2 separate regions of the Homo sapiens genome follow, and region 2 is linked to region 1. The links are chromatin loops, found by intact Hi-C in ENCODE. Cell type or tissue: mammary epithelial cell. All regions are shown on one strand. Each heading gives the region's core, and the rest is flanking DNA. Links, peaks and the distances in the headings are about the cores only.

Region 1 (15,902 bases), core at 3,989-11,988:
GAGATTACAGAAGGGAATGCATTTTTGCCTGATACCTTGATTCTAACCCAGTGAAACCAATGTTAGAGATCTAACCTTCAGATAATAAAAGAATAAATTTGTGTGGTGTAAGCAGGTAAATTTCTGGTAATTTGATTCAGCAACAATAAGGAACTAATACAAAACTATATAATGTTTCTTTCCCTTTCAAATAATTATTGGGATTCAACCTGAAACCACGGCTCTTCAAATCATGACCAATCTTTGTTAAAATAAAAAAAATTAAATTAACAAAATTATATATATTTATCTTAGACAGCATGATGTTTTAAAATATATACGTTTGTAGAATAGCTAAGTCATCCTAATTAATATATGCATTACATTGCATAACTTTTTTGTGGTGAGAACACAAAATGTATTCTTAGCAATTTTCAAGAATAAAATACATTGTCATTAACTATAGTCACCATGTTGTACAATAGATCCTTTGAGCTTATTTCTATCTAACTGAAATTTTTGATCCTTTCACCAACATCTCCCTAAATTGCTTCCCACCCACCTCTTAGTAATCACCATTCTACTCTCTGTTTCTGTGAGTTTAACTTTTTTAGATTCTACATATAAGTGAGATCATACAGTATTTATCTTTCTGTGCCTGGCTTATTTCACTTAGCATAAGAACCTCTGAGTTCATCTGTGTTGTTGCAAATGACAGAATTTCCTTCTTGTTTAAGGCTGAAGAGCATTCCATTATGTACATATACAACGTTTTCTTTATCCATTCATCAGTTGATGGACACTTAAGTTGATTGCATATCTTGGACACTGTGAATCGTGCTGCAGTGAACATGAGAGTGCAAATATCTCTTCAACATACTGATTTCATGTACTTTGGATATATGCTCAGTAGTAGGATTAAAAGTAATTATTTATAGGTAAGGATTTACTACTGTCATTTTGCTGCTTTCTGATTGTTTTATAGATCCTTCTTCCTTTCTTCCTTTCTTGCTGTTTTTCTTTTTATTAGATGATTTTCTCTAGTTCTATGCTTTGATTCCATACTTTTTATCTGTTGTGAATCTACTATAGATTTTTGCTTTGTGGTTACCTTGAGGCTTGTAGTTATAACAGGCTATTTTTAACTGAAACAACTTAATTTTGATTGTACTTAAAAAACTCAACCTTTTTATTTCACCTCCCCCCATCTTATGTTTTCAAAGTTATAATTTATACTTTTTTATATTGTGCATCCCTTAACAAATTATTGTGGTTGTTATTAATAGTTTTGTTTTTAAGCTTTCTACTAAAGAAATAAGTGACTTACACACCATAATTTCAGTATTAGAGTTTTCTAAATTTGATTATGTACTTACTTTTGACAGTGAGTTTTATACTTTCATATGTTTTCATGTTATTAATTGGTGCCTCTTTCTTTCAGCTTAGAGGAGTCCCTTTAAGATTTCTTATAAGACTTCTGGTGATGATGAACTCTTTCAGCTCTTCTTAGTCATTTCTCCTTCATTCCTGAAGGACAGATTTGTTGGGTACAATATTCTCAGTCTGCAATATTTTTCCTTTAGCACTTTGACTGTGTGAAGCTACTTTTTCCTTGCCTGTCAAATTTCTGCTGAAGTCTGCTATCAGCCTTATTAAAGCTCTGCTTACATGTGATTTGCTTATATTCTCTTGTTGCTTTCAGGAGCCTATCTTTGTCTTTGAATTTTCAGTTTGGTTATATGTCTTAGGATAGTCCTGTTTGGATTGGATTTCATTTGAGGCTTTTGACTTTCCTCTTCTTGGATATTTACATTTGCCCCAATTTGGAAAGTTTTCTGCTATTATTTCTTTAAGTAAACTTTCTATCTCTTTGTCCCTTTCTTCTCCTTCTTAAACTCCTATATCTCAAACATTTGCCGTTTTGATGCTATCCCACAAATCCCGTAAGATTTCTTCATTCCCTTTCATTCTTTTTTATTTTTTTCTCGGATTGTATATTTTCAAATAACCTGTCTTTAACTTCACAGATTTTTTTCTTCTGCTTTATCAATTCTGTTGTTAATGCTCTCTGTTACATTTAAAAAATTTTTATTTATTGTGTTTTTCAGCTCCATAATTTGTTTGTTGTTTTTTAAAAATAATTTCAATCTCTCTGTTACATTTATAATTTTGGTCATTTATTGTTTTCCTGACTTAATTAAATTGTTTCTCTCTTATTTTAAATTCCTTATCAGGCACTTTTTGTATCTCCATTTTCTTGGGGTCAGCTATTGGAAATTATAGTGTTCTTTTGGTGATGTTATATCTCATTGATTTTTCATGTTTCTTATTGCCTTACACTGATATCTGCACATTTGAAAAAGTAGAGACTTATTCTAATATTTGCAGATTGGTTTTGTCTGGGAAAGCTTTCCTCAGTCAGCCCATGTAGAGATTTTGGGCAGGGGCAGGCTATCTGGTGTGGTCTGTGGGGAGGCTTGCTGCTGGAGTCTTTGGGGAGGTTTGGTCAGCAGGTGGATGCCTGGCACCTAAGTTCACAGGGGCTTACCAGGTGCTGGGGTGGGCCTTGAGTCTAAGTCTGCAGTGGCCAGCCTGGTACTAGGATGGGCCTGATAGCTGTGTTCACTGGGACAGGCCTGGAGCCTGAGTCCACTGGGATGGGCCTAGAGCCTGAGTCCATAGGCGCTAGCTTGGGACTGGGGAAGATCTGGAGCCTGAGCAAATGAAGATAGGTCTGTGTTCTGGGTCTTCAGGTATGGATCTGGACCCTGGGTCTGCTGGAACATGAGGCAATAAGGGCCAATATGGAGGATGCAGCTGCAGGGACCAGCCTGGAATCAGGCTGGAGTCAGCCAGGCCTGGAGTCTGTGTCTGTATGTGGCAGCCTGGTGCCTGAGACCAGAGATGTGCCTCTGGTGCTAGAAAAATAAATAAAAAGAAATTTGCAACTGAACATAGTGGAGTTAAAGAAAACCTAAAGGTAAAGCGAACACCTCAAAAGTAGTCAGAGAAAAAAGGACAGAGTTTCCCAAAAGAGCAAGGTTTAGACTAACAATTGACTTTTCAACAACAGCAACGAGGACATAAAACAGTTATGTGATATTTTCAACTTGCCGGAAGAAAAGAACTGCCAATCCAGGCAGTAAAAATATTCTTATAATATTCTTATTCTCAAAAAATTCTTAAAAAATCAAGACAATTTGGAACATTTCCAGGCAAATAAAAATAGATTTCACTATTAGCAGACCCATGCTAAAGAAAATTCTAAAACATATTCTTAAGACAAGAGGAAAATGATCAGATAGAAAGATTCAGGAGAAAAATAAAAAGTCATAACATTGACTGTATGTTCCATAATGGCAGGGCTGGGCTCCATCCTGTCCACTGCTGACCTTAGCCATTTAAAGGATGAATGAGATAATAAAATAAGCTTGACATAAAGATGAGATTTCCAGTCATCAGAGCTGCTTACAGATGGAATAAACTGTCCCAAAAAAATGTGATATAGAAGCAGAAACAAGCTAACTGATGTATTCCAGGTCTTGACTTTAATCCAGGAACTTCTGGATATTTAACTTTATCATTGACTGAGCTCCAGTGAGCTAAATATTTTTGCATGCATTATCTCACTAAATCCTTATATCTACACCATGAAGTAGGTAAAATTATCTTTATTTTACAAATAATGAACTAAAGCTCAAAGAGGCCACAATCAGGGGAAAGAGGTGTACAGTTGGGGAAAGAGGTGCAATTAGGGTTCTATAAAGCTCAAACTAAAGCTCAAAGAGGGAATAGTTGGGGAAAGAGGTGAAATTAGAGTTCCATAAAGTTTGTATACAAGGAGCGTCAAGCCTATGGCAAGGTCCATACCTGTCATGCCCCTCGTATGTCTCAGCATCAAGTGACAACCCCACAAACTTACGCATACTGTAGGTTGTTATGGAGTTTCATCTGTGAGTTCTTATGAATTACCATAGCTTTGTTGAACCATCCTATGAATAAAATTCACTGTTACTGTTGTGAGTGAGACCTGTCACCTACTTCCTAAGATGTGAACCTCATTTATCATGAGAACCCCCTTTGCAAATGTCTTCATAAAACATACATCTGTGTCTTATTAAACTGTTAGGAACTTCTTGTTAAATATGTTTACTTCTACTCCCTTCCCAACTCCTATAAAACTGACAACAAAGGAATGAAAAAGTACAACTCAATGTTTTTAAAAAAGAAGAAACGAAGTCAGTCACAGTAGATTGTAAAGGTCTATAATATTTAGAAGATGAATTGAGAATAGATGAGTCTTAAATTACTGAAGAGATTAAAGAAAACCGAAACTCAAATACCTGGTATTGGTGGTAGTGCGAGGGGAAGAAGTATTGGTTTTTAGGGATGACACAGGGAAGCAAAAAAAAAAAAAAAAATCAAGGGGAGTTTATTGAAGAAGACTAAAGTTATGGGTACAAGTCAGCACTGGAAATAGAAGAATTTGCCAAAAGTCAGTAAAACAAACAGCCACCCCCATCCTCACAGTACACTCACAAGACCATTCCTCCCACACTGGGATAAAAAAACTAGAGAAGTTATAACTCTTTGCAGAAATCGAAGTCTCAGGTTTAGCTAAGAGTTGGAGTGCCATGCCAAAAACACAAGAGCTAAACGAAGTCAGAATACTAAGTGATGAGGCCCCTTTTGGCTCCCAGAAATCTGAAATCCAAGCTTCTACCTCTGCTGCCATAGCCTCTCTCCATGACAGGCAAGATATTGGAAGGTTCCTCTCTATGAAACTGACTAGTGTAATAAGACTTAAGCATATTAATATTTAGGGTGTCTTCCAAAGAAACAGCCCAATCCCCACCCCTCTTTTCTGAAACTCACACATCAACAAGCCTCTCTCATGCACAGAAAACACCCAATCAGCTTTGTAATACTTTACTCTCAAAATTGAATGGAGAGCCAATGATTGCCAAACTATTGAGAAAATCCTTAATTTATTTTTTCTTTTTCTCTCTTTTTATTAAAAAATGCCATCATGAAAGCAACATTTTTGCTATGAGTCATACCTTACCTTGTAAAAACCCATTTATGCCATTGGAGTAAATTTATTGTTGCTCTGGTGTAAGGTTTTAGTCCTTAGTTCTTTAAAAAGTGTTTCTATTTCTTTCTATGAGACCAATCTACCTCTTCCTGCTCTCGTCTAATCTCCTCAATGACAGATTTTTCACTTTGACATTTATTGAGCCTTGGAACTACTTTATGGGATATGACAGCCCCAATTCCCATTGTGCGTTGTTTGTTTTTAGTATAGTTATTTTGCTGAGTGTTTTACTGGGTTGATATTTTTTCTCATTTTATCCTATTTTGTCTCTTTGCTATGCTATAGATGTATATATTGAGAATAACAAATATTTTAAAACTTAAAAAATTAAACCTCTCACGTGTTTTTATAGTTAGCTGTATTTTGTTGAACTTATTTTATTGGTGCTATAGTCATCACAATATGTCTTGTCAACTGGCACCTTCCATTAGGGTCGGGAAGACTTAACAATTTCATGTCATTAGTTTATTTTGGGATGCAATTCAGTAGCTGAGATAGTGTGCTTTGATAAATAAGAAGTTTAGGTAATTTTAGAAAGTTCAGTAAGACATAAATTTTTTACCTAGTCTATGCTTCATGGGAAAATAAACTTCAGAAACATTCTCATTTACTTTCTATTTCTTTTTTGTTACACATATGTAGAATGTTCATCTACAGAGAGCTCTCTCTTATGTGCATTTAAATGTGGTTATAAATTTTTGTTTATTAATTTAATAAAAGAAAGAAAAATAGACAACGATGTGCAGAAGGAGACGGAGCATGGCACAGAGCCCTACAAATAGGCAAGATTTTTCTGCGCCCAGAGATAAGGAGCAAAGAGCCATCATACACTGAAAGCATGTTTCCCTGAGAATAATGAGCCATATAACTACTCTCATGTGATTTTCAAAACATAAATCTTCAGGATGCAAGGGCAGGTGGTGATGAATTACTGGAACAGAAAATAGTTGAAGGGAAAGGGCAGCAACATCAGTGTTATGCACATTTATGCAAATTCAACTTCTAAAATATGAAAGGGTTTTCTCTGTACTATGAAAGTGACTGAAATTAATGGGTGAGAAGCAGGGAGATTTTGTATGTCTGCTTAACTCTGCCTATAGAGTCCTTTTGAATGGATGCATACAACACAAAAGGCTGAGCCATCTTTCACAGGCTCCACACTATTGTGGGTTTCGGCTGACAGCCCAGATAGCAAGAGTCAAAAGGCAGATGTGTTTTGTGAAGACTTGAGTGGAATAAAAGAAAATAATGCCAGGCTCAGAAGAGAAACTTCGCATGGATGGAAATGGGTAAAAAATACTCAGAAAATAGAATTCTAGTGAGCGGTGGGAAACTTTAGTAACCTTGAAAACACTCAGAACTCTCCTGTAGTATGTAGAATGCCTTTAGAATCCTAGAGAAGTCAGAAAAGACCCCAAAAAGCTAGATTATATTAATATAGAAAATGTATTATGATAAAGATAAGAGCCTCCACATAAAGGTCAATGAAAGATTTTAAGTTCATCTCAAAGTATTTCATTTTGGCCTGGATTTACATTGACATAAAATCTCAGAGACTCATTCCAGCTTTTCTGGGGCCAAGATGATTATCTCCTCCTGCAGATCCCCCAATATAGTTAACTTTTCCGTGAGGTGAAGTGTGATATAAGCCTTCATAAGAGCCAGAAGCACACAGTAAGAGATACGGCAACTGACAGGGATATTCTGGAACACTTACTTAAAAAGTTTGAAAATACAAAAGGGAAATCTACATGCAGATAAGCATTCTAGTTTTTATTCTGCCTTCAGATGATGCCAAAATCCTTGGCAATACGTGGAAATGGGTGAGTGAAATTCTAATATTTTTCTGCTTGTTTATAGTTTATTACTTCTCATTTTAGTATTAATCACCTATAATTACACCATATGTTAACAATAACATGTGGAAAACTAAGGAAAGGGCAGATAGCCAAAGAAAAGCTATTTGAACCCAGAGGGAGATTTTCAGGAAAGAAAAGATAGTTCGGCAGTTAGAGCTTATAAGATATGTGTGCTCAAGAGAAAGAGCCATGACCCAGATAAGAAAAATAAAGAGTATGCCTTAGACTGGGGGAAAAAAAGAGAAAGAGCTTACATCTCAAATGAGAGAGAGAAAAAAAAGAGACAGAGAGAAGGAGATTTATGATGGATGGATGCTCTTTAGCTGTCTAGTACAGTAAAATTTTGCCATCAAATGTGACAACAGGAAGCTTCTAACAAATTGATATGTGATGCCTTAATGATATTTCTACCCAACCTGAATGGGTCACATAGCCTCTCTCTGGCTCGAAATTCTTTAATCTATCCTGGAGTATTTTGCAATTTCTTCTGCCTCCAGTTGTACTGCTTAGTCAGTGATAGGCAATCGTTTTGCATAGATCTTAACAATAGAACATCATAATAGAAAGTCACCTACTCATGCATACCATTCTTTCTTAGGTCCTATAAAGCATTTGGTTGTTGCTTTGTAAGAAAATATGGAAATGCAGTTGTCCTTAAAACAATGAGTATGTGCATTACTGATATAAAATTTATGCCCTGAGACACTATTTTCATACCTTTCTGTGTACTTAATAACATTTTGTTTCAGTGATTAATCAGTGTATTCAATTTGGGTACATTGCACATGTCAATTAAATTTAATGCATAGAGCATCAACAATGAGCATAATTCTTTTGAAGTGGTAACAATATGAACAGCTATGAGGAAGCTCCTGCATGCACAGGAGCTTTGGTTATTCGAGATCTTTGGTGGTTTCACACAAATTTTAGAATTGTTCTTTCTATTTTGTGAAGAATGTCACTAGTATTTTGATAGAGATTTTATTGAATCTGTAGTTAACTTTGAGCACTATGGTAATTTTCACGATATTAATTCTTTCAATCCATAAACGTGAATGTTGTTCCACTTTTTTGTGTCCACTTTAATTTTGTATTAGATTTATAATAACAACTATATCACAATACTGATAACAATTGTATGATTCCATTGATTAGAAGATGTAGTCTTATTTTAGAGATGTTAGTACGTGAATAAAAGTTTCAGAACCATTGCAGTATGGTAATGTGATGTATAAGATAGAGTGACGAACCCCATTTTATTATATCTTCATGTGTTCACACAGTCATGAGGAATTTGGGAAATTTACTCCACCGGGTTAAAAGAATTTTTGCCTGGGACCCTGATAGGCGTGATATACAGAGAAATTGTTGCAATTCTCAGGATAAACCAGTAGAGGGAGGAATTCTCCACAGTCAGGAGCACACTCAGCAAGCAAGAAGCAACATAACCTAATTTAGACCAACGAGTAGATGTTGTAGGGTCTATCTGTGGGAGTGTAAAGTATGACTACGGAGGCGGAGGTCGCAGTGAGCCGAGATCATGCCACTGCACTCCAGCCTGGGCAACAACAGGAAAGTCTGTCTCAAAAAATAAAAATTTTTTTTAAAAAGATGGGGTGACACTTGAGTACAGTGGTTCGCTAACTCAATATAACTAGTATCCTTAAAACGAGAACGCCATATGAAGAGAATAGACATGCATACAAAGAGAATACCATGCAAACATGAAGGCAGAGGTTGGGATGACGCATCTACAACCAAGGTACGCCAAAGAGCATCAGCAAATCACCAAAAGCTAGAAGAGAGGCACAGAACACATTCTCCCTCACACAGTTCAGAATGAACCAAACTTACTTACATGTTAAAATTATACTTCTAGCCTCCAGAACGGTAAGACAATAAATTTCTGTTGTTTTAAGCCACCCAGTTTGTGGTAGTTTGTTGTGGCAGCCCTAGGAAACTAATACACTCAGTAAGAGACAAAAAAGCAGGATCAGAAACAAAAAAAGCAAAATGAAATATAAATGAACAAAGTTTAAAAGATTACAGAAGAAATTTTCCTTTCTCCAATGTCAGAAATCAGTTAGGTCTAAGTGTGTGGAATTATTTCTGGGTTCTCTATTCTGTCTCATTGGCCTATGTGTCTATCTTTGTGCCAGTACAATGCTGCTTTGGTTACTATAGGTTTGTAGATATTTTGAGGTCAGGTAGTGTAATTTCTCCGGGTTTGTTCTTTCCCCACCCCCTCCCCCCGCTCAGGATTGCTTTGGTTATTCGAGATCTTTGGTGGTTTCATACAAATTTTAGAATTTTTCTTTCTATTTTGTGAAGAATGTCACTAGTATTTTGATGGAGATTTTATTGAATCTGTAGTTAACTTTGAGCACTATGGTAATTTTCACGATATTAATTCAATCCATAAACATGAATGTTGTTCCACTTTTTTGTGTCCATTTTAATTTTTTATTATATTTATAATTTTCATTGTACAGATCTTTGACATCCATGTTTATATTTATTCCTAAGTTTATATTTTTTGTGTGACTATTGTAAATGAGATGGGTTTCTTGATTTTTTCTTATTTTTTTGCTTTTATGATTTTTTAAATTGACACAGTACATTTACATATTTATGTGATATAGTGTGATATTTTGATACATGTATACAATGTGTAATGATTGAATCAGGGTAATTAGCATACCTATCACCTCAACCATTTATGGATGAGAACATTCAAAATCTGCTGGAGAGGATGTGGAGAGGATATGCTGGAAGAAAGGGAACCTGTGTGCTGTTTGTGGGAATGAAATTAGTATAGCCATTATGGAAAGCAGTATGGAGGTACCTCAAAGATCTAAAAATCTAAAAATGGTACTACTATAGGATCCAGCAATCCCACGACTGGGTGTATGTTCAAAGGGAAGGAAATCAGTATGTCAAGGGGATATCTGCACCCCCACGTTTATTTCAACACTTTTCAAAATGGCCAAGGTATGAAATAAACCAAAGTGTTTATCAACAGATTAACGAATAAAGAAAATGTGGCATATATACGCAATGTATTACTATTCAGCCTCGAAAAAGAATGAAATCCTGTGGCAATATGGGTGAGTCTGGAGGACATTATATTAAATAAAATAAGTCTGGCAAAGAAAGATAAATACCACATGTTCCCACTCATATGTGGAAGTGAAATAAGTTGATCTCATGGAAGTAGAGAATATAATAGTGTTAACTAGAAACTGAGAAGGGTAGTGGGGAGGAAGAGATAGCCAAAGGCTGGTTAACAGATGTAAAATTACAGCTAGGTAGGAGGAATTCTTTCTAGTGTCCTTTAGCACTGCAGGGCGGCTATGGTTAATAATAACTTATTCTATATTTTCAAATAGCTAGAAGAGCAGATTTTGAATGTTCCCAATACAAAGAAATGATAAATTTTAAGGTGATTTATATACTAATTACCCTGATTTGGTCATTATACATTGTATGTATGTATCAAAATATCACACTGTACCCCCATAAGCATGTAAAACTATTACATGCTAATTTTAAAAAGATTACAGAAAGAAGGAGAGGAATTAGGAAAAAATAATAGCAATAGATTGGAAATAAGAATGGAGGTCTTATGAGATTAAACCTATGCATAGTTAATGTTCTTCAAAAGAGAACAAAACAAATGTAACAAAAAAGAATTTGAAAGGTATCATTCAAGAAAATTTCCCAAAGATGTAAAAGGACCTGACAGGGTAAGTCTTAGATTGAGTAGACAAAACAGTGTATACAGAGATTTTCAGAACAATTAATATTAAGACATGTCCTACAAAATTTTGGGATCTCATAGATAATGAAAAGAAAAAGCTATTGTGCATCCATTCAAACCTATCAACTTAAATGAGAAAAAAGAATCAGTGTGGTTTCAGGTTTCTCTAAGAACCATTCAATGTTAAAAGACACCAGTGTCTATGAAATCTTCAGGTTTAGCTGAAAAAAAAGTATTGCCCAAGAATTTTATATCCAATTAAACTGTAGTTCTAATATAAAGGAAAATACAGTTCCCATAAAAGCTTCTTGAAGAAATGACCAAATGAATTTTAGCCAACAGATAGATGAATGAGGAAACCAGCAAACAGATTGACAGTGAGCATAAAGTCGATTTAATTGTAAGGCTGAGATTAAAACAACTCTACAAGTTATGGTTGTAACTGTAAATATTATGAAATACAATAATTTAGAAATTATAAAACGAACTTGGAAGGTTGTATTAGTCCATTTTCACGCTGTTGATAAACACATACCTGAGACTGGGTAATTTATTTTAAAAAAGAGGTTTAGTGGACTTACAATTCCACATGGCTGGGGAAGCCTCACAATCATAGTGGAAGGTCTTACATGACTACAGACAAGAGAGAATGAGAGAGCCAAGCAAAAGGGGAAACCTCTTGTTTTAAAAAACCATCTGCTCTCTTGAGGCTTATTCACTACCATGAGAACAGTATGGGGGAAACTGCCCCCATTATTCAATATCTCCCACCGGGTCCCTCCCACAACACATGGGAATTATGGGAGCTATAATTCAAGATGAGATATGGGGGGGGACACAGCCAGACCATATCAAAGGTTAAGAAGGAAATAATTTACAAGGTAATGTAAGCATAGACATTAAATTAGCTTTTAAAAACAGATATTTATAAACCAATTAGTGCATTAAATACAGTTAGAATTAAAAATAAACACTGGATAAGCTAAGAATAATAATATGATATAATCAGCAAAGACCAAGCAACAGAGGAAAGGAAAGGGTAGTAAGGGAGTGAAATATGATAATTTTATCAATACAATGGATCTATTTTTTTAATGAAAGAGTTAAAATATATGAAGATATATTTAAAATAATCTCTGAAATATCAAGAACAGAATATACTAAAAATTTCCAGAAGGAATGCACATAGAAAACACAGGCCACAGAATGAAAGACATAAAATGAAAGATTAGGAGATCAACTTCCAGCATTATAGCGTAAGGAGCACAAGACAGGGTGGAAAAAAGCTGACATTCTGCTCCTTAGGATAACAGCCCTCCCACAGGGAGCTGAAGGAGTACTGTGTCCTTGGCTATACCAGTATGAAGTGGAGTTTCCAACTTGCTGATGGGAATTATATTGAATCTGTAGATCACTTTGGGTAGTATGGACATTTTAAGAATAGTAATTCTTCGACTCCATAAACATAGGACATCTTTCCATTTATTTGTGTCTTCTTCAATTTATTTCATCAATGCCTTACAGATTTCAGCATACAGATATTTCACCTCCTTGGTTAAATTTATTTCCAAGCATTTTACTTTTTTGATACTACTGTAAGTGTGATCATTTTCTTTATTTTTTTTCAGATAATTCACTTTTAGTGTATAGAAACACCACAAATTTCTACTTAATTTTTATTTCAGTAGTTTTGGGGATATAGGTGGTTTTTGGATACATAGATAAATTCTTTAGTGGTGCTTTCTGAGATTTTGGAGCACTCATCACCTGAGCAGGGTACACTGTACCCCATATGTAGTCTTTTATTCCTCACCTTCTCCAAACTTCCCTGCTGAGTCCCCGAAGTCCATTATATCAATCTTATAACTTTGCACCCCCATAGCTTAGCTACCACTTATAACTTACAAGTGAGAACACAGGATATTTGGTTTTCCATTCCTGAGTTACTTCACCTAGAATAATAGACTCCAGCTTCATCCAAGTTGCTATAAAAGACATTATTTTATTCTTTTTTATGGCTGAGTAGTATTCCATGGGGTATATATGCCACATTTTCTTCTTTCACTTGTTTGTTGATGGGCACTGAGGTTGGTTCCATATCTTCGCAATTGCAAATTGTGCTGCTATAAATATGCATGTGCATCTGTCTTTTTCATTTAATTACTTATTTTCCTTTGGTTAGACATCCAGCAGTAGGATTGCTGCATCCAATGGTAGTTCTACTTTTAGTTCTTTAAGGAATTTCCATACTGTTTTTCCACAGTGGTTGTACTAGTTTACATTCCCACCAGCAGGGTAGAAGCATTCCCTTTTCACCACATCCACACCAACATCTATTAATTTTTGACTTTTGAATTATGGCCATTCTTGCAGGAGTAAGGTGGTATCTCACTGTGATTTTAATTTGCGTTTCCCTGATAATTAATGATGTTGAGCATTTTTTCATATGTTCGTTGGCCGTTTGTATATCTTCTTTTGAGAATTGTCTATTTATATCCTTTGCCCACTTTTTGATGGGATTATTTGTTTTTTTTCTTGCTGATTTGTTTGAGTTCCTTGTAGATTCTGTATGTAAGTCTTTTGTTGGATGCACAGTTTGCAAATATTTTCTCCCACCCTGTGGGTGGTCTGTTTACTCTGCTGATTATTTCTTTTGCCATGCAGAAGCTTTTTGGTTTAATTAGGTCCCATTAATTTATTTTTGTTTTGTTGTATATTAGTCTGTTCTCACACTGCTAATAAAGACATATCTAAGACTGGGTAATTTATAAAGAAAAAAAGGTTTAATGGACTCACAGTTCCACATACCTGGTGAGGCCTCACAGTCATGGCAAAAGATGAAGAACAACAGGACTTCTTATATGGCAGCAGGTGAGAGAGAACTTGTGCAAAGGAGCTCCTCTTTATAAACCCATCAGATCTCATGAGACTTATTCACTATCATTAGAACAGCAGGGGAAAGACCCACCCCCATAATCCAATCACCTCCCATCAGGTTCCTCCCACCTAGGAATTGTGGGAGCTACAATTCAAGATGAAATTTGGGTGGGGACACAGCCAAACCGTATCAGTTGCATTTGCCTTTGCGTTCTAAGTCATGAATTCTTTACCTAAACCAATGTTTAGAAGAATTTTTCTGATGTTATCTTCTAGAATTTTTATGTTTTCAGGTCTTAGGTTTAAGTCTTTGATCCATCTTGAGTTTATTTTTGTATAAGGTGAGAAATGAGGATCCAGTTTCTCTTCTACATGTGGCTTGCCACTTTTCCCGGCACCATTTATTGAATAGTGTGTTCTTTCTCTAATTTATGTTTTTGTATGCTTTGTGAAAGATCAGTTGACTGCGAGTATTTGGCTTTATTTCTGGGTTCTCTATTCTGTTCCATTGGTCTATGTGCCTATTTGTATACCAGTACCACGCTTTTTTGGTAACTATTGCCTTGTAGTGTAATTTGAAGTGGGGTAATGTGATGCCTCCAAATGTGTTTTGTTGTTGTTTTGTTTTTTGCTTAATATTGCTGTGGCTATGTGGACTTTTTTTGTTCCATATGAATTTTAGGATTTTTTTTCATAATTCTGTGAAGAATGATGATGGTATTTTGAATTGCATGGAACCTGCAGATTCCTTTGGGCAGTATGCAGTTGTCGCAATATTGATTCTATCCATCCATGAACATGGCATGTGTTTCCATTTGTTTGTGTCATCTATGATTTCTTTCAGCAGTGTTTTGTAGTGTTCCTTGTATAGATCTTTCACCTCCTTGGTTAAGTAGACTTCTTCTAAGTATTTTATTTTTTTGCAGCTGTTGTAAAGGAATTGAGTTATAATTTGATGCTCAGCTTAGCCATTGTTGTTGTATAGCAGTGCTACTGATTTGTGTACATTGATTTTGTATCCTGAGACTTTACTGAATTCATTTATTGGATCTGGGAGCTTCTTGGATGAGTCTTTAGGGTTTTCTAGATATACGATCATATCATCAGCATTTAGGTTTTTCTAGATATACGATCATATCATCAGCAAACAGTGACAGTTTGACTTCTTCTTTACCGATTTGAATGCCCTTTATTTCTTTCTCTTGTCTGATTGCTCTGGCCAGGACTTCCAGTACTATGTTGAATGGAAGTGGTGAAAGTGGGCATCCTCATCTTTTTCCAGTTCTCGAGGGAATGCTTTCAACTTATCCCCATTCAGTATGGTGTTGGTGGTGGGTTTGTCATATATGGCTTTTATTACTTTGAGGTATGTCCCTTATATGCCTATTTTGTTAAAGGCTTTTATTATAAAGCGATGCTGGATTTTATCAAATGCTATTTCTGCATCTATTGAGATGATCATATGGTTTTTGTTTTTAATTATGTTTATGTGTTGTATCATATTCATTGACCTGTGTATGTTAAAGCATCCCTGCATCCCTGGTATAAAATCCACTTGATCATGACATATTCTTTTTGATGTGCTATGGATTCAGTTAGCTAGTATCTTGCTCAAGGTTTTTGCATCTATGTTCATCAGGAATATTGGTCTGTAGTTTTCTTTTTTTGTTATGTTCTTTCCTGGCTTTGCTATTAGGGTGATACTGGATTCATAGAATGATTTAGGGGAGGTGTGATGGTTAATACTGAGTGTCAACTTGATTTGACTGAAGGGTGCAAAGTATTGTTCCTGAGTGTGTCTGTGAGGGTGTTGCCAAAGGAGATGAATATTTGAGTCAGGTGACTGGGAAAGACAGACTCACCCTTAATCTGGGTGGGCACAATCTAATTAGCTGCCAGCACAGCCAGAATAAAAAGCAGGCAAAAGAACATGAAAAGACTAGACTGGCTTAGCCTCCCAGCCTACATCTTTCTCCCATACTGGATGCTTCCTCCCCTTGAACATCGGACTTCAAGTTCTTCAGGTTTGGGACTGTGGAATGGCTTGCTTGCTCCTCGGCTTGCTGATGGCCTGTTGTGGGACCTTGTGATCATGTGAGTTAATACATCTTAATAAACTCCCATATATATCCGTTAGTTTTGTTCCTCTAGAGAACCCTGACTAATACAGGTTTTGGTACCAGGAGTGGTTCTAGAGGAACAGAATATTAAGGATGGAGTTCTTTCGTTGGTTTGGGGGTTTCTGGAGTTGGCTGCTTAATAAGATTAGACCCAAAAATGCTAAGGACTCTACTTCTAATAGTATGGAGGACATACTACACATACTACATAC
Region 2 (15,902 bases), core at 2,793-10,792, 250 kb after region 1:
TTTTCATTTTCTTCCAAGACTATTGTCCTTTTTAGATTATCAGTTTATGCTTCAGTTGGACTGGGTCATTTGTATTTTGCCAGAAAATTATCTATTTCACGTACTGCGTTCAATTTTCATTATTGTTATACCTTTTTAGATAATGTCTTTAATTCTTACAAGATAATTCATTTAGTCATAATTATTTTTCTATTATTTTTATTTTGTACAATATAAATATTGTCATTCCTGCTTTTTCTTTTTTTTTTTTTTAAGATGGAGTCTTGCTCTGTCACCCAGGCTGAAGTGCAGTGGCATGATCTCAGCTCACTGCAAGCTCTGCCTCCTGGGTTCACGCCATTCTCCTGCCTCAGCCTCCCGAGTAGCTGGGATCACAGGTGCCCGCCACCACGCCTGGCTAATATTTTGTATTTTTAGTAGAGACGGGGTTTCACCATGTTAGGCAGGATGGTCTTGATCTCCTGACCTCGTGAACCATCCGCCTCGGCCTCCCAAAGTGCTGGGATTACAGTTGTGAACCACTGCACCCGGCCCACTCCTGCTTTCTTAGTTTGTATTTGCTTGATTGTTTTTGTACCTCCATTTGTTTACTTTTTTAGGAGATTTTTTTTTTCAAGACAAGGGTGATAATTTTATATCACTTCATGAAATACTCCAAAGAAATAGAAGAATCATTTTGTGCAAAATATAGACTGGTTAACTAACATGAAGAAACTTAAATGATTCATTTTAAATTTCATTGAATCAAATGACTAAATCCATGAAGAGTAATAATGCAATATTGGGATACAAATCACTCTCTCTCTCCCTTGCTCTCTTCCCTTACTACTAAGACATCTACATTTTTATATTGAATTGATTATTTTCTTCAAAATAAGTCATAAAATACTTCTAATGAAAACAACGTTGAATATCATATTTTTAACACACCTGTGCACCAACTTTGTAGAATAAGTCATTAGGGAAGAAGTTCAGAGTTCACTGTTTCTATTTCAACTTTTTTCTCATTTATCTGATAAAGAGGTACTTTAAAAATTATAAGAAATCTGGCAACATTTACCTTTGCCCTGCCAAGCAATCCATTTAGAATTGCATTTAATAGAATATATGCCTATGAAACACAAAACTTATTATTAAGACTTATGTAAATGCCTTTATTTTAGAGTTTGTACTCTGTGAGTTTGTACTGCTGTGAACTGATTCACATTTTCATTCAAGGCAAATAAATATTCTTAGGTCCTAAAGAACTTGAGCCCAAAAGGAAAGCACAAAAAAGCTTATGTAAGGGTAAAAAAATTGATAAAAGTTGCCATAGACAAACCCTGACTTCTCTAGTTAGCACAGCACTTTGGTGCTTGCTCTCCCAAAGTCTCCTGTGAATCAATGGGGACTCTCCACCATCTGCTGACTCAGGGATCAAATCTCCCTCCATTCTGTGACACTGTCATTTCAACACATGACTTCCAAGTTTGCCATGACTGGGTAAGAGGGAAGTGGAAGTGTCATGTCAGCTCTTAACTGCCTTAGCCAGGAAGTGGCACACATCACTTTCACTCACATTTTGTTGGTTAGACTTATTCATACAGCCTTGCCTAGTTGCAAACGGACTGGGAAGTATAATCTCTTATGGGACCAGGACAGGGAAAATATGAGGTAGGCCCAGTAGTCTCTTCCACGCATGATAAATGCATAGTTCTTCATACTCAAGTATAGCAGATTGTAACTGGGATTCTAGCATGGAATTTTAACAACCTTGAAACATCAACAAAATTTTTGAGTCATCTATCTTTCAATGAAATGGTAATATACAATTAATGTGCAAAAAGATTTTAAGCAGAAAAAAGTGGAATCTTGAGTGTCTCTCAGACAAAAAATACTGCACAAAAAATTGCTAAAAATATCATCATATTGACCTTCAATTACAGGGAACTGTGTTCCTAACCAAGAAAGTCATGAAATATAATTAAGTATGTCTGAGATAAAACAGAACTCAAATAGATCTATTTCCTTTGATACATTTTTCACTTCTAGCTGGAGCTTCTCAGTTTTCACTGGCATGTTTTATTCTAGTCCCAAGGTTCTCTTTCCTAAAATAGAAGAACTAAATATTGTAAACTTTCATATGAAGGCACTGGCACTCTTCCAGTACTATTTGGAGATCCAGAACCATTGGCCATTGGCTAGAATTAGTTAGGGAACAAAACACTGTGTGCCTCTAACACATTTTTTAAAGATTCTGCCATTTTGCTTAAAGAAATATTTAGGTGGGGTAATGAAAGCATGCAATACTTTAGGATGCCTTTGACCTTCATAAATCTGATTATGTAAACTTTTAATTGGATGGCTGTATTCTTTTGAATTTGTAAGTGTCACAGAGCAATAACATTTTATTCTAAAATGCACTTTCAGAACATTCTTTGGCTTCCATTCTGCAAATGGATTTTCAATACGCTCCTGAGTGATATTAATTGGAAGGTTTCCAACATTTCCCCTCCCCCCAACACAGACTCACTTCTTTTTTTTTTTTTTTTTTTTGGAAGAGTCAATACTTGTTAGCATCTCAATTGGTCTCCTCCTTCAATTTTGACAAATTCATCTAATATTCCCTCTGGATTAGTGATTACCTGATACATTCACTGACCTAGACTCAATATTGCCCATCTGTTTCTCTCCACAGAACTGATGAGAAGATATAGCTCAATATCCATAAGCCATATTTGTACACAAGTTTTCCATCTTTTAGTTTGTAACTTTTCCTGAGTAATAGTTTTTTTAGGAAGTCCATATGGTTTTTCACATGCTTCTGACCTTTTAGAGTCATTTTCGTTTCATAAAAGTGTTTTAACCATTAATGTTTCATGTAATAGTGACTATGCTTTGTCTACTTCTGCTTCTATTTTAGGTGATTTGTTGTTCTCTCTACTGTTTTCATTTTTATACCTCCTTTACTATATGGACTATTTTCTTTGACTTTGTTTTGTCTCATGACTTGAAAGTTGCGCATTCTGTTGTTATTTTCCTGGTAGTTTACATTAAAAATAACTTACTTGAAACTATTCTTTTCTTCCTATCAATGCCAAAAATAAAACTGTATTGATTGTACCTCTGTGAAAGATTAACATTTTAGTATGTATTTCTAATTCCCTTTTCTTTTCTCTCACTGTCCCAGTTTTTTATGGAATGTTAACTCATATTCTTACTATTAAATATTATGCTGTATATTTTCTCTTTAAAGAGCTATTTTTGACATTTGTAATAAGCCTCATAATGATATTATAACTATTATTAAGCTTTAATTTTCAATTTAAATGTTTGCAAGATTTGCCATAATTCTTTTAGTAAACAGCTTTCCTTTTTTAATATTCTTCTCAACCGTTTATCCCTAATGTCTTTGAGTAGTGTGGTTTTTGTTTGTTTTGGGGGGTTTGGTTTTTGTTTATTTTTCCAGGAATGGTATTGTGAATATACTTCCTGATCTCTTATATTCATGAGAAGTTCTTTCTGTTACCTTAGCACAACTTAGGTAGACAATTATCACTCTATAAGATTTCTCATGTCATAATTTTGTAAATGTGGCTCTGTTATTTTCTGGCATTATAATAGAAGATTAGAGCCCAGCCTGATATTTTTCCTTTATAGGCAAAATGTTTACCTTCTTGGATGGCTGGTAGAATTCTTTCCTTACCATTGAAATAAGAAAATATATCAGAATATCTCTGGATATGTATCCCCTCTCTCACGTATATTGATTTTGCTTAGTGTAAGCAGATCCCAACTTTTATTCATTAAGGAACTTTTTTTTCGGTTATGTCTTAAATCATTACTTCTGTTCAAATTGGTTAGTTCTCCTGTCCAGGAATCCCTATTTCCCCATTATTTTTTATCTTATTGTTCTTTTCCTTTTCATTGTGGAGCAACTTCTAAAGCTGGTTCTTTCATTTCTAATTTGCTTTTTTGCAATTTACCTGTTCTGATGCTGAATCCGATTTTGTAACTGCATTTTTAACTCTTTCAGAATTGTTTCTCATCTCAATCATTCTTTATTCCTGCCTTTTTGTCCCCAGCAAGTTCCTTTTTATTTCAGCTTCTATTCCTTTGATTTCCAGTCAGAACTGTTCCACAGTGTCCATGTTATGAATAGCTTTTAAAGTCCAAAACTACCATATTTTCTAATTTATTTTGGATTTATTTGCATAACAAATAAATCAAACAAAGATTTATTTGTTATAAATCTTCTTTCAAAACTGTTTTTTTCTGCCTTTTGAGCATTATGTTCCCCTCCTTTTATAATACGTACTCATAATTCATTGTCATCAATTTCATTTTTTTTTCTATTTACTCATTCTTTAATGTGCAAAGGTCTGCTCAGGAGAGATTTTCCTGTAAACTCCCAAAACTCCCAATGTATGTTTTTAATTTTGTTCCCCTGGCTATCCACATAACTGCTGGTACAATTCTTTTCTCTTTTCTCTGCTGGTTCACTTCTCTTATGAACAAGTGTTGTTTGATATTCTTACTTTCCAGCCCATCTTTTGCTGTCTTAAAGTCTTGTATGTAGTGTGAATATATTGCCATGGGGAGATATCCAGTCCCACTGCCTATCTTTTCATGAGTGGTATTGATTCCTGTAGAGTCAGACCTTCTTCCCAATTCTTTATGTGCCTGATCCAGCGAATGGTACCTCTATTGACATGTAGTAAATGCTCGGTAAATAGTTTCTCCAGGATTCAATATAACTCCCAGAATGCACTACGACTCTGTCAGACTCAGCTCTTTTTAACTGCCACCCAGACCCTCTAGGTATAAGCACTCCTAGTCACACAACATTTTATGGGTAATTGTAGCCTCAAGCCAGTGCAAGAAAACAGTAACTAATATTAGGGAAAGTGTGGTCAAAATGGCTCTATTATTCTAGAAGTCAAATTGGGGCTAGCTTTCCTTTCTCTGCTGGGAAGACTCCATGTTTCTAAGGAAAGTACCTAGAGTGGGCATAGCTTTATTGACTAAAAAAAGATGGTAACCCTTATCTTTTTTCCTGCCTGTAACTTCCTCAGAACTTTGGCTAGTGGAAATTCTTCCTGTTTCCTGGCATATCACTGAGGAATTCTCGGAGTTTCCAGTTTTACAGAAACTAGTTTCTCTTTGTTTTTTCTTAGTTATATCACAGGAAGTTGGGGAGAGAAAAATCAGAATTTATTAGATTTTTAAATAAAAAGATAATACAATTAATTCATAATTATTTACATTTAACTGAGTTCTGTACTTACCAGTAGCCTCCTTTTCACATGTCTTTCTTATCTAAATTCTTTACTTTGGTTTGTGTTTCGGTTGGCTTGAGTATTTAACACTTTAAATAACGTAACTGAGGAGGGCTTGTGTTCAGGATATACTTTCTGAACCTTTACAGACCTAAAATTAGTTGCCAGCCAAGCTGGACTAAAAATCAGGTCCCCTACAAAATTAGCTACTTTGGCCTTTCCTACAAAATTAGCTACATTGTTTATCTCTCTAAAACATTAAAAAAAAAAGGTACCAATAAAAAATTATTTTACCAGGTAGTGGTTGTAGTAAGAATTAAATGAGATAATACTTCTAAAGCACTTAACACAACAGTCTTCCAAAGTTGGTACAATTACTAGCTCCATTTACAGATGAAGAAGCAGATGCTCGAGGTTGAGATAACTTGCTGGAAGCTGCACAGCTGGTTGGTGGCAGAGCCAGGCCTGGGACATGGGACCGTTTGAGTTCGGAACAGAGGCCCAACTCCAGCTAAATCACCACATTGCAAGCATCTCACCCAACCACCCATTCCTCTCTTTTCAGTTCTGCTTCCTTTGCGATGCTGGGCATATTGATTTGAGGAATACTCAGCTTTCAGGTCCCAGCTGCCAAATTAGATTATGTTGCAAACATTCAGCTGTCTCCCTATGCAACATCACATATTCAGCAGGCATTTCAACAAAAATTAATTGATGAAAATATATGGCAATCACCCAGAGCTGATAAAAACAACTTTTAACCCTGCTGCTAACTACTAACAGATTCTAAGGTTAGAACTTTGCCTGAGGCCTGCGATAGAGCACTCTTCCCCCAGGACCATTTTAATTTTTGCTGTTTATCAAAATAAATACATATTTTTTGATATTTTAGAAAATAGATGTCCTATTGCTGCCTTTTATAATAATCCCTCTTATTAAGCCAGACACTGGGAATACATAATATGCATTTTCTGCCTGGGAAAAAGGCAGAGAGCAAGGGAAAGTTAATAAGCTGTGGAAATCTCTCCATGTCCACTTGGTCAAATTAAAATTCTACTGATTACATAGTTGCCTAGAGTAATGCTTTTCCGATAAATGCTCGATCTTCGTCCATAGGAAGATCTCAGGAGACATTTACCCGAAGTGAATCAGATCCAAAGATAGTAAAAAGTGTTGGAGGACCCAGTTGGGTCATAGTTGGAGTCTTGTATTCTCTTTGCCCTTAACCATCTCTATGATCTTTGATGCATTCTTCACACAGCTAGGTTTCCATTTCTCAGTCTTAAAATAAGGTTTAGACCTAACCTATGAGGTAATAATGAGAATTTCCCAAACTCATGTGTGCATATGCAAGTTTCTTGAGAAACAGGCTCTAAACTAAAGCTCTTTTTGGTGGGGACTTGGACTCAGATTCTCTTACTTCCCTGTCTCTAGGTAGAAACACTGCAAATTGTTTTGCTGCTGTAAATTCTCTTTCAATAATCAGAAGATTTTCTTTCAGTCTATTTCCCACATCTTCCTGATAATGGCCAGTAGGCAGAACTGAAAGAACAGAATGAAATATTTGAATTGCTTAAAACCCACATCTCCCTGAATAAGATTAATACATGTATCAGGTTTTATTTCTTCTTCTTTTTTATAGAGGAACAGTTCCATCTAGTGTAAGGACAGGGCACTCCTCTTCCTGACTTCAACCCTTAGGTGGGGGATGTTCCCAGTGAGTATTTGTCACAGTCCTGGCCCCAGGCTATTTCAGGGCTGCCTGGCCACTTACCTGCCCCTTCTTTGACACATTGTTTGTGAACAGGTGGAGGAACAAGGTGGGTACAATCCCCCTTCTTAACTCTTAACAATGCAAGCTCTGATTTTCCTATGTCAAATCCTGTCTTCGTAGGTCGTTATGATGCTTGTTTGTCAGGACCTGAGTCCTCTCTTTTGGGAGAGTAGGAAAGAGAAGCTTGAGTACCTACCCAAAGTCACTGGGTAAGCCTTGCTTCCATAGGTGGGTGAGGAGGACTACAGTGGGCAGATGGTAGTAAGGAAAATGAAAGGAAAGGGAATTTGTTTAGACTTGGAGGAGAAGGGTCTAGCTTTCCTCCAAGTCTCAGTTACCAGTTTGCTCCACGGTGGTGCCTTTCCTTCTTCATCCTCCTCCTTATCAATCCCCCAACCCCTGCCCTGCCACTACCACAGACCTGAATACAAGCTGATGAGATAATCCCTTCTAGCCTCTGTTTCTGAAAACCATTGATCCAGGTCAGCAGCTGGAATGCATGGGAGACATGAGTCCTTTGGAGAAATGGATGGAGCACCCAGCCCCGACTCCCATCTCCATCATGGGAGGAGAAGAGCTGTCAGCTTCATAGTGCTGAGCATTCTTTCTCATTCTCTTAGTCATTTTAATGGAAATGCAGTGTATCCCTACATTTCACTATCTCTTTACTTCATTTAGAAGAAAACTAGACACTAATGAGCATACCCAAATCCAATGTAGAAAGACAGATTGAAACAGGGGTTGGTAAACTTTGTATGAAAGACCAGTATATTCATTTCCTAGGGCTGCTATAACAAATTACCACAAACTGGGTGGCTTGAAACAAAAGAAAATTATTTTCTCACTGTTATGTAGACCAGAAGTCCAAAATCGAGGTGTTGGAAGGGCTGTGCTGCCTCCAGACACTCTTGGGTAGAATTCTTTCTTTTTTTTTTTTTTTTTTTGAGACGGAGTCTCGCTCTGTTACCCAGGCTGGAGGGCAGTGGCATGATCTCCACTCACTGCAAGCTCTGCCTCCCAGGTTCACACCATTCTCCTGCCTCAGCCTCCTGAGTAGCTGGGACCACAGGGGCCTGCCACCATGCCCGGCTAATTTTTTTTTTTTTTTTTTTGTATTTTTGGTAAGGATGGTCTCGGTCTCCTGACCTTGTGATCCGCCCGCCCTGGCCTCCCAAAGTGCTGGGATTACAGGCATGAGCCACCGCGCCCGGCCTCTTGGGTAAATTCTTACCTGCCATTTCCAGCTTCTGGTGGTTCCAGAGGTTCCTTGGCTTGTGGCTGCATAATTCCAGTCTCCACTTGTTGTGACATGGCCTTGTCCTCTGTATGTCTCTTCTCCTCTTCTATCGCTTACAAGAATACTTGTTATCATATCGAGGACCCACCACAATAATTTGTATGCACAATATGATATTTGTCACACTATTCAACTCTGTGTTATAGCACAAAAGCAGCCATAGACAATATGTAAACAAATAGTGTGACTGTGTTCCAGGATATCTTAACTTATGGACACTGAAATTTGAATTTCATAGAATTTTTACTTGTGAAATAGTCTTCTTTTTATTTTTTTCAATCATTTAAAAATGTAAAAATTGTTCTTCACTCAGAAGCCATATAAAAAAATAGGCAGCAGGCCAGCTTTGGCCTATGGGCCATAATTTACCAATCCTGAGTTAGAATAATAGAATATATCCTAAACCATCTTGATTCCTTTTTGATGGTCTCCAATAACCTTCTAATAACTCCAGCTATCTGTTCTGTCTACATTATTCTAAGTGTTTCTATGTCTCTTGACATACATTTGACCACTCTCCTTTTTAAAACTCTCTCTCTTGTTATGTGGATATGATAAAATGTAAATGTAGCTTCACAAGAAATATAATAATGGAGGGTAATTGGTGATTTTCCAAGGCAGGAGGGTGGTTGTCCTGACCTTGTTTGTCTGTATCTGAGCTATGTGACCCTTAGAACAGGAGATGGTGGCCTCTCTGGATGGAATAGAGATTTTACAGGTGAGCTGGACCAGAAGAGCTGGTGATACTCAGGTGGGGGTTGAATGGGGCAGTTGTGAGGCACTTGTGGACATTAGAGAGGTAGAGATAGAGAGAGGAGAGAAAGGGGGAAGAAGGGCATGTAAGCAAAGGGAGGGGGAGACAGGAAAAAGAGGAGAGGAGAAGAGAGGCAGAAAGATGAGCCAAGGTTGCTCACGGCAAGAGAGGAAATTAAATCCAGATGATGCTAAGTGAGCTTGAGGCTCATTAAGCCATACCAGGCAAGAAGACAGTTAGAATTGTCCTTGAGCTGAAGAGGAGAACTACGTTAGGAGCTGCAATCCCAAGAATGGAGAGAGGGTCCTGGAAGGCTTGAGGATGGGGCAAAGATGCTGGGGCTTGGGAACAGTCCCTCAACGTTTTGGGGTTTTTAGATTTTTTTGTTTGTTTTTTAAATGGAGGTCAAAGTGTAACAGCCTTCCAAAATAAACTAAGTTGTCCTTATGCAGCCCTTTCATTTGGTTTGAAAAGGTGAGGTCAGAGATGTTCATGCTCAGTGTGAATTTGGAGACGCAAAGGAGAGAGGCAGAGCACAGACTCATCTGGAGGAGAAAGGCAGCTTCCTGCCTCACTGCCCAGGACTGAGGTAGGGAGCAGGCCAAATGCGAACTTGGAAGCCAGTGGCAGAGGATGGGCCGAAAGGAGGGATAAGGGAGTACCAGGAGCTAAGCAGTGCTGTGGAGAAGGTCTTTTAGGGGACTCTTCCAACAGCAGCAGGGATGCAGGGTAGATAGACAGGGAGAGACCTGGGGCCAGAAAACCCAGAGAAGACAAGACAGTTAGGAGACTCCAGCCACAGTCCAGGCAACATGCACGAGGGCCTAACTTACAGTGGGGATGAAAGGGAATGATAGCTGGGAAACCCTCTTCAGAGGGAATCACCATGGCTCATTGGCTGACAGGTTGTAATTTCTCACTCACCTGTGCTGGGTTAGTGCTGAATCTCCACTGGGTTTCTTCAGAGAGTGTGTGTGTGTGTGTGTGTGTGTGTGTGTGTGTGTGTGGTGGGTTAGTGCTGAATCTCCACTGGGTTTCTTCAGAGTGTGTGTGTGTGTGTGTGTGTGTGTGTGTGTGTGTGTGTGCGTGCGCGCTCTTGGCTGATTATCTCCCTGGGCCAAACTTCCAATTATAAATCTCCCGGAGTGAGTGGCTTCAGCAAAGCAGTCCTTCCTTGTGACATGCTCAGTCTGGAGGTTCTGACTACTCCCCCATGAGCTCTGTAGGGGAGCTGTTTGTTGTTTGGGATTTTCAGAAACAGGATTTTCCTGCTTGGGCAGCAACAGCATGACCCTGAGTGTTCAGATCCCGAGGGAGCCAGGAGCCGGGAGGAAGGCAGCAGCAGGCTCAGCTTCCTGTAGGCCAAGCATTGCTTTGGGCAGTGAGGGGGGCATCCAAGTGAACTTTAGTTGTGCACAGCAAGCCCCACACCCCCGCCCTTCAATTAATCAGTGAGCCAGCAAGCTGGGCCTTTACTGAACTCCTATAGTGAGGCCAGTTTCCTTATCAAAAGTGAATGGCCTCATGGAGAGACCTCAGTCCCACACCCTGAATAAAGCTCAATAGTGCTGCCCACCATCAGTGATTCCAGGAAAAAAAATTTAATGAATCTGATTAGAATACTTAGAGTACACTGATGACCTGGAATTAGCTTGAATAGGAAGAGAGGATACGTGAGGAATTAAATCCTTGCACACAGGAGTTAAAACCACCTCCTCCCTTTTGCATCCCTGGTTGGTCCACCTGGATCCTCTGTCTTCACAACTTAAAAGGGTTAGCAGCCACATGGAAGGAAACAGGGAATGTGCCAGGTGAATTTCAGAAGTTTTGCCATTGCTTCTCTCCAAGTTGTACACAATTTCAATAATACTCTAAGAATTAAGAGATGTATTTTAATGGGTTTTTTTCCTGATCCTATAAACAAATCTTAGGTCATCAGATCTGGAAGAGACATCAGACCTTATGCTCTGCTTCCCTTGTAAAACTGAACGCCTTTAACAGCACAGCTCAGAGTGCAGTCAGTCAATATTGACATTTCACAAGAGAGGTCAATAATTCTCAGCAAGTGAGTAGCTGGTTCTAGCTCAGTCACCCACTTAGGTGTCAGGACTATCTTCTGAGAAGCAGTCTTTCATAACATCCCACTGAGGCTTGGATGCCTTCAGAAAAGATTTCTGACAATTCCTGTGCTTTCTTGCCATAGCATCTTGTTAGACTCAGTCAAGGTGATTGTGTATTGTTCCTACCCTGCCCTCTGCTGAGCTTTTGCCTAAAAGAACTCTTATAAGAAGTCTTAGGCTGGTGCAGTGGCTCACGCCTGTAATCCCAGCAATTTGGGAGGCCAAGGTGGGCAGATCACAAAGTCAGGAGTTCAAGACTAGCCTGGCCAATATAGTGAAACCCCATCTCTACTAAAAAATACAAAAATTAGCCAGGCGTGGTGGTGCACGCCTGTAGTCCCACTACTCGGGAAACTGAAACAGGAGAATCACTGGAACCCAGGAGGCAGAGGTTGCAGTGAGCCGAGATTGCGCTACTGCACTCCAGCCTGGTGACAGAATGAGACTCCGTCTCACAAAATACCAAACAAACAAACAAAAAAGAAGTCTTGGCCCCATCTTTCTTTGGAATTAATAGCCTTTGATCCACCCACTAGAAATGGTAGAGTGAGGTGTACAGTCTATTCTCCTAAGGAACAACCCCTTAGCAGTGAATTTCTCTAATGGGAATGCATTGGGGTGACTAAGAGAGCTGTGATCTATACACCTGTTTAGTGATATTTATCAATCATTTATTAAGCATTAATTGAGCATCTACTATGTACCAACTGTTAAGCTTCCTGTTTTCAGATTTAGAAGGAATCAGACATCTGACACTTTAACTCTCAGCCTCGGAGCATGTATTAGTCCATTTTCACACTTCTGATAAAGACATAACTGAGACTGGGAAGAAAAAGAAGTTTAATTGGACTTACAGCTCCACATGGCTAGGAGACCTCAGGATCATGGGGGGAGGTGAAAGACACTTCTTACTTGGCAGCGGCAAAAGAAAATGAGGAAGAAGCAAAAGCAGAAACCCCTGATAAAACCATCAGATCTCATGAGACTTATTCACTATCATGAGAACAGCATGGGAAACACTGGCCCCCATGATTCAATTACCTCCCCCTGGGTTCCTCCCACAACACGTGGGAATTATGGGAGATACAAATCAAATTGAGGTTTGGGTAGGGAAACAGCCAAACCATATCATTCAGCCCCTGGGCCCTACAGATCTCATGTTCTCACATTTCAAAACCAATCATGCATTTCCAACAGTCCCCCAAAGTCTTAACTCATTTCATCATTAACCCATTAACCCACAGTCCGAAGTCTCATCTGAGGCAAGACAAGTCCCTTCCACCTATGATCCTGTAAAATCAAAAGCAAGCTAGTTACTGCCTAGACACAATGGGGGTACAGATATTGGGTAAATACAGCCATTCCAAACGGGAGAAATTGGCCAAAACAATACAGGGCTCATGCAAGTCTGAAATCCAATGGGCAGTCAAATTTTAAAGTTCCAGAATGATCTCCTTTGACTCCAGGTCTCACATCGAGGTCACAGTGATGCAAGAGGTAGGTTCCCATGGTCTTGGGCAGCTCCATGCCTGTGGCTTTGCAGGGTACAGCCTCCCTCCCAGCTACTTTCACAGGCTGGTGTTGAGTGTCTACAGCCTTTTCCAGGTACATGGTGCAAGCTGTTGGTGCATCTGCTATTCTGGGGTCTGGAGGATGGTGGCCCTCTTCTCACAGCTCCACTAGGCAGTGTCCCAGTAGGAACTCTGTGTGGGGGCTCCAACCCCACATTTCCCTTCCACACTGCCCTAGCAGAGTTTCTCCATGAGGGCCCCACCCCTGCAGCAAACTTTTGACTGGGCATCCAGGTACTTCCATACGTCTTCCTAAATCTAGGCAAAGGTTCCCAAATCTCAATTCTTGACTTCTGTGCACCTGCAGGCTCAACACCATGTGGAAGCTGCCAAGGCTTGGGGCTTGCATCCTCTGAAGTCACAGCCCAAGCTGTACATTGGCCCCTTTCAGCCACAGCTGGAGTGGCTGGGACACAGGGCACCAAGTCCCTAGGCTACACACAGCACAGGGACCCTGGGCCAGATCCACAAAAACACTTTTTCCTTCTGGGCCTCTGGGCCTGTGATCGGAGGGGCTGCCATGAAGGTCTCTGACATGACCTGGAGACATTTTCCCCATGGTCTTGGGGATTAACATTAGGCTCCCTGCTACTTATGCAAACTTCTGCAGCCAGCTTGAATTTCTCCCCAGAAAATGAGTTTTTCTTTTCTATCGCATAGTCAGACTACAAATTTTCCAAACTTTTATGCTCTGCTTCCCTTATAAAACTGAATGCCTTTAACAGCATCCAAGTCACCTCTTGATTACTTTGCTGCTTAGAAATTTCTTCTGCCAGATACCCTAAATCAGCTCTTTCAAGTTCAAAGTTCCACAAATCTCTAGGGCAGGGGCAAAATGCCACCAATCTCTTTGCTAAAACATAACAAGAGTCACCTTTGCTCCAGTTCCCAACAAGTTCCTCATCTCCATCTGAGACCACCTTAGCCTGGATTTTATTGTCCATATTGCTATCAACATTTTGGGCAAAACCATTCAACAAGTCTCTAGGAAGTTCCAAACTTTCCCACATTTTTCTGTCTTCTTCTGAGCCCTCCCAAACTATTCCAATCTCTACCTGTTACCCAGTTCCAAAGTCGCTTCCACATTTTCAGGTATCTTTTCAGCAATGCCCCACTCTACTGGTACCAGTTTATTGTATTTGTTTGTTTTCACACTGCTTATAAAAAACATACCCAAGACTGGGAAGAAAAAGAAGTTTAATTGGACTTACAGTTCTACATGGCTGGGGAGGCCTCACAATCATGGCAGGAGATTCACTGGTACCACTTCATATATGGTGGCAGCAAAAGAAAATGAGGAAGAAGCAAAAGCAGAAACCCCTGATAAACTCATCAGATCTCATGAGACTCATTCACTATCACAAGAAAAGCATGGGAAAGACAGGCCCCTATGATTCAATTACCTCCCCCTGGGTCCCTCCCAACATATGGAAATTATGGGAGATACAATTCAAGTTGAGATTTGCGTGGGGACACAGCCAAACCGTATTAGAGCATATGCTTATTAAAGTTCCTACCTCACCAAATTGTAATTAAATTATAGCATGTTTCTCTTTTTCACTAAATTCTGAGCTTTTCAAGGGCAATTCAATGTCATTCACCTTTTTAAGCCTTATTCCTGGCAAAGTGTCTGGTGTTTCATAATGCTTAACAAATAGAGTTTGTAGTGAATTCACCAGCACATCAAAAAGCTTATCCATCATTATCAAGTCAGCTTCATCTCTGGGATGCAAGGCTGGTTCAACATATGCAAATCAATAAAAGCATAATCCATCACATAAACGGAACCAGTGACAAAAACTCATGATTATCTCAATAGATGCAGAAAAGGCCTTTGATAAAATTCAACACCGCTTCATGCTTAAAAACTCTCAATAAACTAGGTATTGACGGAACATATCTCAAAATAATAAGAGCTATTTATGACACACCCACAGCTAATATCATACTGAATGGGCAAAAACTGGAAACATTCCCTTTGAAAACCGGCACAAGACAAGGATGCCCTCTCTCACCACTCCTATTCAACATAGTATTGAAAGTTCTGGCCAGGGCAATCAGGCAAGAGAAAGAAATAAAGGGTATTCAAGCAGGAAAAGAGGAAGTCAAATTGTCTCTGTTCGCAGATGACATGATTGTATATTTAGAAAACCCCAACATCTCAGCCCAAAAACTGCTTAAGCTGACAAGCAACTTCAGCAAAGTCCCAGGATACAAAATCAATGTGCAAAAATCACAAATGTTCCTATACACCAACAACAGACAAGCAGAGAGCCAAATCATGAGTGAACTCCCATTCACAATTGCTACAAAGAGAATCAAATACCCAGGAATAGAGTTAACAAGGGACATAAAAGATCTCTTCAAGGAGAACTACAAACCACTGCTCAAGGAAATGAGAGGACACAAACAAATGGAAAAACATCCCATCCTCATGGGTAGGAAGAATCAATATTGTGAAAATGGTCATACTGCCCAAAGTAATTTATAGATTCGTTTCTATTCCCATCAAACTACCATTGACATTCTTCACAGAATTAGAAAAAAATACTTTAAATTTCATATGGAACCAAAAAAGAGCCCGTATAGCTAAGGGCTGGAGGCATCATGCTACCTGACTTCAAACTATACTACAAGGCTGGAGGCATCATGCTACCTGACTTCATACTATACTACAAGGCTACGGTAACCAAAACAGCATGGTACTGGTAGCAAAACAAACACATAGACCAATGGAACAGAACAGGGACCTCAGAAATAACACTACACATCTAAAACTATCTGATCTTTGACAAACTTGACAAAAACAAGCAATGGAGAAAGGATTCCCTATCTAATAAATGGTGCTGGGAAAACTGGCTAGCCATATGCAGAGAATTGAAACTGGACCCCTTCCTTACACCTTATACAAAAAATAACTCAAGATGGATTAAAGACTTAAATGTAAAACCCAAAACCATAAAAACCCTAGAAGAAAACCTAGGCAGTATCATTCAGGACATAGGCATGGGCAAAGATTTCATGATGAAAACACCAAAAGCAATTGCAACCAAAGCTGCAATTGACAAATGGGATCTAATTAAAATAAAGAGCTTCTGCACAGCAAAAGAAACTATCATCAGAATGAA

Evidence for each region. Hi-C counts contacts between places; a loop is a spot of excess contacts. Peaks named below come from ENCODE experiments on the same cell type or tissue, not always from the same donor. Only the 100,000 strongest peaks of a DNase experiment are listed, where the experiment ranks them.
Region 2: a loop joins it to region 1, with 12 times the contacts of the local background. A loop is called at or near these places in 12 of 110 quality-filtered maps.

What each region holds. Positions count from the first base shown.
Region 1 is chr2:75,396,569-75,412,470 of GRCh38, reverse strand. No RefSeq gene overlaps it. Among named protein-coding and RNA genes, the nearest start is that of EVA1A-AS, 120 kb to the left of the region's middle. RefSeq lists an enhancer at 8,416-8,475. In mammary epithelial cell, for the core only: a CTCF peak has its summit at 8,327 (motif pointing right); no DNase peak of the experiment used is centred there; H3K27me3 peaks cover 586 bases.
Region 2 is chr2:75,148,677-75,164,578 of GRCh38, reverse strand. All of the region lies in intron 1 of TACR1 (tachykinin receptor 1), which reads left to right. It overlaps TACR1-AS1 (TACR1 antisense RNA 1), which reads right to left and starts at 10,261. Exons shown (of 4, transcript NR_168010.1): 1 at 10,008-10,261; 2 at 8,264-8,375. In mammary epithelial cell, for the core only: a CTCF peak has its summit at 6,941 (motif pointing left); no DNase peak of the experiment used is centred there.